2 separate regions of the Homo sapiens genome follow, and region 2 is linked to region 1. A link is an interaction called in ENCODE POLR2A ChIA-PET data of the cell type or tissue named here. Cell type or tissue: GM12878. All regions are shown on one strand. Each heading gives the region's core, and the rest is flanking DNA. Links, peaks and the distances in the headings are about the cores only.

Evidence for each region. Peaks named below come from ENCODE experiments on the same cell type or tissue, not always from the same donor. Only the 100,000 strongest peaks of a DNase experiment are listed, where the experiment ranks them.
Region 2: POLR2A ChIA-PET joins it to region 1 with 8 read pairs; 3 of 35 experiments call an interaction of 5 or more read pairs at or near these places.

Annotation. Positions count from the first base shown.
Region 1 is chr16:69,440,574-69,445,960 of GRCh38, forward strand. All of the region lies in intron 1 of CYB5B (cytochrome b5 type B), which reads left to right. It also overlaps the pseudogene LOC100420066. Among named protein-coding and RNA genes, the nearest start is that of CYB5B, 19 kb to the left of the region's middle. RefSeq lists a silencer at 2,932-3,214 and enhancers at 3,561-3,640, 3,671-3,930. In GM12878, for the core only: no CTCF peak of the experiment used is centred there; no DNase peak of the experiment used is centred there; H3K4me3 peaks cover 988 bases; H3K27ac peaks cover 1,683 bases.
Region 2 is chr16:69,196,842-69,202,228 of GRCh38, forward strand. The region is part of intron 1 of SNTB2 (syntrophin beta 2); the gene reads left to right. Among named protein-coding and RNA genes, the nearest start is that of SNTB2, 12 kb to the left of the region's middle. In GM12878, for the core only: no CTCF peak of the experiment used is centred there; no DNase peak of the experiment used is centred there.

The DNA of each region.
Region 1 (5,387 bases), core at 209-5,208:
CATGTTGCATTCTCATGTGTTGTGTATGTGGCAGTGGTTCGTTCTTTTTCATTGCAGATTAGGATTCCATTGTATGATTATATCTCATTTTGTACATACTCTGCTGTAGATGTTTGGGCTGTTTCCAGTTTGGGACTGTAATGAATAATGCTGCTATGGCCGTGTGTGTTGCGTGTGTGTGTGTGTGTGTGTGTGTAAATACATATATCTATTACACATTTCTCTTTAGTATATATTAGGGGATCTCATTTGATTTTTTTTTTTTTAAAGAGATAGTGTCTCACTATGTTGTCCAGGATGGTCATGAACTCCCAGGCTCAAGCGATCCTTCCACCTTGGCCTCCCAAACTGCTGGGATTACAGGCCTGCGCCGCCGTGCCTGGCCTTCATTTGATTTTTTAATGGAAATTTTTATTGAGATAATTGTAGATTCATATGTAGTTGTAAGAAATGATAGAGATCCTTTGTACTCTTCTCTCATTTGTAACATTTTGCAAGACTTTAGTATGGTATCACAACCAGGATATTGACATTAATCAGTCCACAGATATTATTCTGATTTCCCAGTTTTACTTCTCTCTTTTTTTTTTTTTTTTTTGAGATGGAGTCTTGCTCTGTTGCCCAGGCTGGAGTGCAGTGGCACAATCTCAGCTCACTGCAACCTCCGCCTCCCGCGTTCAAGTGATTTTCCTGCCTCAGCCTCCTGAGTAGCTGGGACTTACAGGCACATGCCACCACATCCAGCTAATTTTTTGTATTTTTAGTACAGACAGGGTTTCACCATGTTGGCCAGGATGGTCTCGGTCTCCTGACCTCGTGATCCGCCCGCCTCAGCCTCCCAAAGTGCTGGGATTATAGGCGTGAGCCACCACGACTGTCCTTACTTCTCTTTGATTTATTTCTTAAAGAGAAAGCGAGATGGTTTAATTTGTAGTCAAGAGTCATTTCTTCTTGATTACAGTGCTCATTATGCAAATTTCATCTACCTGTTGATACAGAAATGGTACCCTGCCACTTCCCTGGACATTTATTCCAGACAGAAAAATTCCTGTGCAACCCTCACCTAGATGTCTGCCAGCAGTTGATCTCTCTGCCTTCTTAAAAAGTTATGTAAACTCTTATCTAGAATATCTGGGGTTTTTAGTTCAACTGACTGGACATATACAGTATAGAAACTCATTTTTTTTCAGTGGGTTTGATAATATTCTCAACTCTAGATCAAGAACTTCCCATTACTTAACCTGTCTTTGATGATCCTGAAAGTTCCCTAGATGGGAAATAGATCTGGCAGTATGTCAGGGTCACTAATTTTCCCTGGATAGTATTAAAATATATAGAAGGTTTGCTACTTTTCCTGGCCCTGGATAATCTGTCTGAAAAGAGTTTGTGTGAATGAAGTTTTCACGTATTTGCTCTTCATGTCATCCTGTAGGCTCAGAATGAACAATACAGGGAGATTCATTTTGCTTATCTATAGTTTCTAAATTTTTGGTAATGAAAATTATTACTTTTGTAAAGAAAGTTATAAAAATACTAACAATTAAATATAAAAATGCAGGGTGCTTGGATCTCAAAATAGGAGCTTACTGTGATTAAAAGTCAGACTGCATATAATAATTAGTTATAATTAATAATGCTTTTTCTTTCTTTGTTTACATGAAATCTTTCAGAAAATAATAATGCTTTTTCAAAGATTGAATTTTTGGTAAATGTTTATATTTTGGCTAGCTTAAGTTTTCCCCTTTCTCTGCCTCTCATTTCTAGAGTCACCAGAAGGAAAATGTAAAACATTTTTTAAATGGCTCTTTCCCTGTAAATCATCCAGCACACACACTGCATTTTTTCTAGTTTCAGGCATAAAGGGAAACCTGGCTCAGATAAGAATGATCCTTGCTGCATGCTCAGCGGCTCATATATCTTTCTTTTTAAATTATTATTTTTTACTTTTTAATATTTATGTATTTTTAATTTTTTTAGTGACAGGGTCTCCGTTGCCCAGGCTGCAGTGCAGTGGCGCCATGCCTCGAATTCCTTGGCTTCTGGATGATCCTCCTAATTCAGCTTCCTGAGTAGCCAGGACTACAGGCCACCATGCCTGGATAATTTTTTAATTTTTAAAATTTTTTTTGTGGAGAACAAGGTCTTGCTTGGTTGCCCAGGTTGGTCTTGAATTCCTGGCCTCAAGCAATCTTCCTGCCTTGGCCTCCCAAAGTGTTGGGAATACAGGTGTGAGCCACTGTGCCTAGCTATCCTTTTTTTTTTTTTTTTTTTAAATTCTGAGAGTCTCTAGCTCAAACACAAGTTAGCAGGTTAAGGACTACTCCAAGTTCTGGCAGAGCTAATTTTTACTACTTGGTCTTCAAAAAATAGAGGCTTTTTTAAAAATTTTTTTTGTGACAGAGCTTCACTGTATTGCCCAGGCTGGAGTGCAGTGGTGCGATTGTGGCTCACTGAAAACTTCGCCTCCCGGGTTCAAGTGGTTTTCCCGAATAGTTGGGATTACAGGTGAGCGCCAGCATACCCAGCTAATTTTTGTACTTTTAGTAGAGACAGGGTTTCACCACGTTGGCCAGGCTGGTCTCAAACTCCTGGCCTCAAGTGATCCGCCCTCTTCAGCCTCCCAAAGTGTTGGGATTACAGGCGTGAGCCATGGCACTTGGTCTTGTAACTCCTTTTTGAACATAACTTCAAAGTGAAGGCCTTTGCCCATGAGCTCTTTGACATCATCTGGTGTCCACTGGTGACCCATCAGCTCCAGAACTTTCTACTTTGTCTTGGAAGCTTTGCTGGTTTCTGTGGGCATGGCCATGGCTGCTCTGGTCATCTGCTCCTGCCTCATTTCTTATTGGTCAGTTGCCATTATCTTGGCCTAGAATCACAGTAAATTCTCTGAAGCCCAAATACGTTGAGGAAATACCAGGATGCAGAGCTCATTCAGGGTGGATCTAATGTGAGTAGTTTGATAACTTGCTGCAGCATAGGCTTAAAACCAGAGGGTCGGCCGGGTGCAGTGGCTCATGCCTGTAATCCCAGCACTTTAGGAGGCCGAGGCGGGTGAATCACCTGAGGTCAGGAGTTCGAGACCAGCCTGGCCAACGTGGTGAAACCTTGTCTCTACTAAAAACACAAAAATTAGCTGGGCATGGTGGCAGGCACCTGTAGTCCCAGCTACCTGGGAGGCTGAGGCAGGAGAATCGCTTGAACTTGGGAGGCAGAGGTTGCAGTGAGCCGAGATTGTGCTACTGCATTCCAGCCTGGGCAACAGAGTGAGACTCCGTCTCAAAACAAACAAACAAACAAACAACAACAACAAAAAACAGAGGGTCAGTGGAAATAGGACCTTGGTTGCAACAATGCCTGAGTATGTCAATGTTGATCCATTCACAAGTAAGAATCATAGGGATGACGTTTGTTATATTTCCTTTCATCATGCCTGAGAGCATAGTGGGAGGAAGTGGTGATATTTTTATCCTCTGGGTTGTTGATGTAATATTCTCATGTCAAGAAAAAGACTTTTTGGGAATGTAATTTCCATTTTCACTGAAGGCTCTGCTTCAAATTAGGACTTAACTGTCAGATACTTGCTCCTGGGTGAGCTTCTTGTCGCTCTGTACCAGGATGAACATGTAGTGGCAGATCATATCTGAGAAGAAGCAGATGATAAACATGGGCGGGACCATCCAGTGGCTGACGCTGGAGTTGGACAGTAGCTCCTACCCTCTGTCTTCACTGAGAGCTGGTCTGGCTTCTCCTGGGGTGCCGGGGCTCTTTGGGTTTTCGTCGAGGCCTTCGTATGCTCCTCAGCCTGGGCATTATCTTGGCCTAAGACTGGCCAGGACCCTGCTATAGCCTCGGGCCTAGTGCAGTGATTCCAACTCCTCCAGCTGGGCTGCCAGTGGCCCATGGCAGCCCTGCATCCATTTGATTTTCGCTAACTCTATCTGGAGACTATAGAGTTCTAAACAGAAACCAAAAGCTCCCTGACGTCTTTTTGCTTGTTCTAAGCCATCTCTATTAAGACCATATTTTAGAGTGAAAGTTATTAAACCGTAGAATTTTGTTTGATCACTCTGACCCCCACTTGCTTCAGTGAAAAAAAAAAAGAAGCAGGCTACAAAACATTATGTACTACATGAATTCACTTTGTGAGAACACAAAAAACTTTTATTTATCACTGCCTACCACACAAAATAGTAAGGATTCAATAAAAAATTGTAGACTAATGGCTGAAATGATTGAAAGAATACACAGGAAAAATGAAGTTTTATGCACCAAATTGTTAACTGGACTTATTTCTGTTCCAGGACTCTAGTTGATTATTCTTTTTTCCAAATTTACCACAGCGAATATATAACTTTTACTTAATATTTTAAAAAAGTGTTGTGCTTTCTCTTGTTTATAAGTGGTGAGAGACTGATGAAAGTGAAAGTACTTGTAGAAAGAACTGTGTAGCAAGTCAAAAATTCAGTCATTCCCTGAAATGTTGTAATCTATGAAGGAGTTTTATTGTCCTTTTACTCTGAAAGGCAACACAATAGTTGGGTTGTGTCAAAAGGAAAAAATATCATCCATAGTTTAGGTGTATAGAACAAATTGGGACATAATTCCAGAACTGATGACTTAGTTCCACAACAAAGAACAGTTTCACATATAATAACCTGAGAGTTTCAGATATAATAACAAGTGAATCGTGGCTGTCTTACTCTTGCTGTAAAATAGCATTCTTAAATACTGGGATGTGAGACCCACTCACTGGGTGGAGACCTTTTAGGAGATAAAAATAGAAGTTATCCTTATCCTCAGGGAGCTCATAGGCTGGTGACTATGACTGGGAAGTAACACTTACAGTTTTTATACTTCAATTGAATTAACATTTATTTAAAATAGGAATGATAATTTATTCCTGCTGAAATGGTTGTTATAAAAAGTAAAAAGCATTAATATTTCAAAAATACAAATTTTGATATATTAAATAATATAAATTCTAAATTTGCTAATTTAAGTAAATGTTTTTTGAGTATTTAAGTCAAGGACTGTGCTAAATATAATTTTACAAAATGGTTAATTTTCTGAGTAAGTAATGCTTTATTTGGTAAAACAGTTTCAGAGGCTGGGCATGGTGGCTCATACCTTTAATCCCAGCACTTTGGGAGGCCGAGGCTGGTGGATCACCTGAGATTGGGAGTTCGAGACCAACATGGAGAAAAACCCCGTCTCTATTAAAAATACAAAATTAGCTGGGCATGGTGGCGCATGCCTGTAATCCCAGCTACTTGGGAGGCTGAGGCAGGAGAATCGCTTGAACCCGGGTGGCAGAGGTTGCGGTGAGCTGAGATTGTGCCATTGCACTTCAGCCTGGGCAACAAGAGCGAAACTCCATCTCAAAA
Region 2 (5,387 bases), core at 227-5,226, 240 kb before region 1:
TAACCATTATAATAGACTGCCTCTCTGGTGGATCAGTTTGGGTTAAGAAGCTAGCAAGTCTAAAGACAGGATTTATTGTTATGATTGGCTTAATTTTCAGGAAAATTGTGCTTTGGATTCTGTGTTGTTGCATCTATCTGGAGGTTATCCAGTTAATGTCTCTCAGTCTTTTCCTCATTTTTTTTTTTCATGCTGGACCTAAAGCTGTATGTAATTAATCAACTCATATTGAATAACTACACTCTGTTAGACACTCTGAGAGAAATAGAATATGTAAGCCCCAAAGATTTTACTTTTAAGAAGTACCCAAAATGGGTTTGTAAATACTAATAAACTGCACATAAGTGAATCCAAAGTATTTCATACATTATAAGTGGTAGACAAATGCTGAGAGAACTTGGAATAAGTGAGCAAGTAGTAGGAATGTATTTTGGGTCAAGTGAGAGAAGGGTGGGACATGGAATAGGTGTGGGTGGTGGGAAGGATGGAGGGCATGTTTAGAGGGGAAAGGCATGTCTAGAGAGCAAAGACTGGAACAAGCAGTGATGTTCAAACTTCAGCAAACAGATTTGATGAAATAGCCCATTTTCAAGGCTCTGTACCCCTTTTTAAAAATAGTTTAAATATTTTATTAGTAATATAACTGACTTCTGAAATATCTTGTAATAATTGTATTCATTATCTGCAAACTGTTTTGTAATGTAAAAATTAATTTTTCTTTTGTAATTATTCTAGCCAAACTTTTTTGTTACTGCTTTTACTTTTGATATATTACTATGTTATTTTACTTTTGGAAAACACCAGTTTTAACAAAGTAGCATTCTCCAAAGTATATTCATCTTTACAAGTAAATCTTTGCCCAAATGAAACAAAATCTGTTTTACTGAACACTAAATGTCTTTGATTTGCCTCATTTTGCTGTAATTGTTGGCCAGTAAAAGTATTTACATTGTTAGCTCTGTTTTCATTGCAGTAAGGGATGGCAACATTTTAGAAAACCACTAGTAGTGTAGATAATTTTTTTGAGTACTATGGATTCTGTATTGTCTCTTCAAAGATTATTAATTACATTCTAGGATAAAAATACATATTTTTTACAATGAACACAAAGTAATTGAAAAAATTAAACTGGCTCTGGGCAAATACAAATTCTGCTAAAAACAGCAATGAAAGACTAAAGTGAATTCTGGAAACCATTCTTCACCAGAGATGTTTTGATATTGATCTCTGTTGTCCTTTACAATGTAACAGAGTTGATTTTTTTTTTTTTTTTTTTTGGGGGGTAGGGGAACAGAGCCTCGCTCTGTCGCCTAGGCTGGAGTGCAGTGGCAATCTCAGCTCACTGCAACCTCCACCTCGCGGGTTCAAGCGATTCTCCTGCCTCAGCCTCCTGAGTAGCTGGGACTACAGTCCTACACCACCACGCCCAGCTAGTTTTTTGTACTTTTGGTAAGACAGGGTTTCGCCATGTCGCCCAGGCTGGTCTTGAACTCTTGAGCTCAGGCAATCCACCAGCCTCGGCCTCCCAAAGTGCTGGGATTACAGATGTGAGTCCTCATGCCTGGCCTATTTTTCACATGTGTATTTTTGACAAGAGAAATGTCTTCATTGCACGTTCTGCCTCTGCTTCTCTTTAAGGAGTTTGTGTGTGGTTGGTAGGAAGATGTAGTCCATTCTTATTCCTCTACCACTTACATGTTTCCTCCCATTATTCTCTTTATTTCTCATATCCTCTCCTACTTCTTCTGTGCTTGGGTCTGAAAAGAAATCTTTGAGATTGTTAAGACATCTCCAAACATCTGGATGTAGTTACAAAAATTACCTGATTTTTCTTGGGAAAAAATACAGCAAAACATTTCGGATGGCTGTTAACTTTGTGTGACCTTGGCAAAAAATAATTTCAGCATTATAAGCAGTATGTTTCTTACCTATTAAAAATAAGATCCCTTCCAGCTCATATTTTACAATTCTAAATATGAAATAGAGAATGAAGAGTTAATATGAACTGACTGTACGCAAATGCATGGATTGTCAGAGATTTAGAATATAATAATGTTTTTTTTTTTTTTTTTTTGAGACAGTTTCACTCTTGTTGCTCGGGCTGGAGTGCAATGGCACGATCTCGGCTCACTGCAACCTCTGCCTCCCAGGCTCAAGTGATTCTCCTGCCTCAGCCTCCCGAGTAGCTGGGATTACAGGCGCACGCCACCATGTCCAGCTAATTTTGTATTTTTAGTAGAGATGGGTTTCTCCGTGTTGGTTAGGTAGGTCTTGAACTCCTGACTTCAGGTGATTCACCCGCCTTAGCCTGCCAAAGTGCTGGGATTACAGGCGTGAGCCACCACGCCTGGCCTATAATAATGATTTTTAACACTAAAAATATTTTAGCTATAATTGAATCTTAGTTTGATGATTCAGATGGAACCTCAAGATTTACAATACCTTATTGTGAGCTTCATTTGTTGTGCTAAAGATGTGAAGTGCCAGATAAAATATTTTATGTTGTAGATTTGCAGATAAATCGGCTTTTGCTCTTCCACCTTTCATTTTAACTAGCAGCTAATCGCCTTCAAATCTACACAGGCAGCATTAATTAAAGCGATGTTGGCCTGGCGCAGTGGCTCACGCCTGTAGTCCCAGCTAGTTGGGAGGTTGAGGTGGGAGGATCACTTGAGCCTGGGAGGTGGACGCTTTGGTGAGCCATGATTGCACCACTGCACTCCAGGTCTGGACAACAGAGTGAAACACTGCCTCAAAAAAAAAAAAAAAAGGCGATCTTTTTCTCTTAAGCGCAGATGAATCACTTAGCAAAGAGAGAAATATTGAGCAATCTAGATTGCAGTTAATTTTGTCACTGATTATTGTGTACCTTGAGGTGTCTTCATTTGTTCTTTAGTGAATGGGCAAGACTCTCATAATGAAGATTTGCAATCTTAATGAAAATTGAAAAAAAAGGCCAAAGTTTAAGACTTAGATGCCAAATAATTCCTTCCACTTTTTAGTGTGAAAAATCAGGAGAAAGGGGGACTTTTAAAAAATGTTTTATTTTAGATCCATGCTATTACTGGGAAGACAGAGACTTTTTTTTTTTGAGACAGAATCTCCCTCTGTCGCCCAGGCTGGAGTGCAGTGGCACGATCTCAGCTCACCGCAACCTCCATCTCCCGGGTTCAAGCGATTCTCCTGCCGCAGCCTCTTGAGTAGCTAGGACTACAGATGCGTGCCACCACACCCAGCTAATTTTTTGTATTTTTAGTAGAGATGGGGTTTCACCGTGTTAGCCAGGATGGTCTCAATCTCCTGACCTCGTGATCCGCCTGCCTCGGCCTCCCAAAGGAGGGGGACATTTTTAACATAAATATACTTATTTGTGTTGGCCATTGTTGTCAAGCACATTTGCTTACAGTGAGTTTAGGAATTTAGATATTAGGCGTATTTTGACAAAATGGGGAATCAATTTCTTTTACAGAAATGTAATACCTATTTCTTAGCATCAGCACGCTAGTATGAAATTATTTTTCTGTCAGGCATTCTACTCCTCCAGACTGTACCATCCTTCCACTAGAAGGGTGGAATACACATCAGATTACAGGTATGAATGCTTTTGGAATATGCTTTATTTTTCAGGCCCATGGGTTGAAATACAAGAAAAACAACACATTCGTGATACATCAAATTTAGGATATAACTGCTAGAGCAGGAGGAAGATAAATGGCGTCAAGGAGAGGTTCATGGGGGTTTTTTGTTAGTGAAACTGAGAATGTTAACAGTGATAAAATTGAGTACATGAGTTTTCATTATATTGTACTATGTTTTGTTTCGTTTATTTATTTTATTTTTGTTTTGTTTTTAAATAGAGATGGGGGTCTTGCTACAATGTCCAGGCTGGTCTTGAACTCCTAAGCTCAAGTCATCCTCCAGCCTTGGCTTCCCAAATTTCTGGGATTACAGGTGTGAGCCACCGAGTCTGGCCCTGTGATCCATCTTGAAGTAATGTTTGTATATTGACTCTATTTTTGTTTGCTTTTACTTTACCCTCACCTGACTGATAAAGTTGAGAGATCCTCATTATTTTCTTCTTGTGGGGTAATGGCAGAAGACTGCTCTGTAACTTTTACCAAACACTTTACCGAGTTGCTGCAGCCAATTCGTTTATATGTCACTGAAAACTCAGACAAATCGAGTCATTTCTCTGCTTTTTAAAATAATTACTCCTCATCACACTTTCAGGGCCTCCAGGGGCCTGGTTTGAAAGCAGAACATTCAGGAAAGCCATAGGAAAACAGCATCCTGGCTTAAAAGTTACCACCTGAAATAATAAATATTACATGTGAACAGATGCTTATTTAATGGATTTTGATGGCTTCTTTACCTTTTATTTAAGCACCTTGTATATTGCTAGCATTGAAATAGTATTAATGTCACTGAACTAGAAGGACTCCTCATTAACACCAATAAATGGGAGAGAATGCACTAAGCCAAAAAGTTGCCATCTTATAACTTGTAAAACTCTCTTAAATGTAGATCTGTATTTAAAGCAGCAGGCCAACTTATTTATGTGATGTTGATGTGGTGCTGAATAGGAAAAAACATAGCAAAATGGAAAGGATTAGGGAGGCGGGGACATAAAATCCTTTAATACTGCTTAGTAAGGTATTTTATCCATTTGAAGAAATCTAAAATTCTTTATGAAAGAGATGTGTGTTTAAAATTGAGGGTGGGTAACGTTGCTAAATCATTGGGTGTTAGCCAGGTTTGGATACAGTGTACAGCTGAAAGGAATGTTAATTTTGTTAGATTATTGTCAACAATACTTCTCAGAAAACAAAACAAAAAGCCCAGAGCAAACCAAAAAACCAAAAATGTTTGAGAAATTATTCTCAGATTGTCAGAAAAAAGAGTTTGAATAGTTATTTTAGATTTCGTATTTGGAGGGTAATAATTTTGAGTTTGGTTAAAACATGAGAATTCAATAGTATTATTATTATTTTTTTTGAGTGCCTCTAAAATTGTTAATTGTCCTCTTCTTCTGTGCTTCATACCTGGATGGAAAATTGCTTCAGGATATCAGTCTGCATGTCTGGAGAAACGAATGCTGCTTAGTTTAGGAGCAGACCAGTGAAGCAACACAAGCTGATAGGGCCCTGACTCATTCTCCTTGTTTACACCTGATGTTTAGCTCATCTGCACCTATAATTTCAGCCATTACCTGAGTGTCTGTGATGTTTAGCTGTACCTTTTTGTCCCCAGCCTTTCAGTTATCCCTTCACATTTAACCGTGACTGAGGCAAACTTCTTTGCAGTCACTTACTGTTTAATGAAGGGGCTAGAGTTTCTGGCCCTGTCTCCTCTGTTCTCTGACTTGGAGGCTTTCTCATTGTTCATGT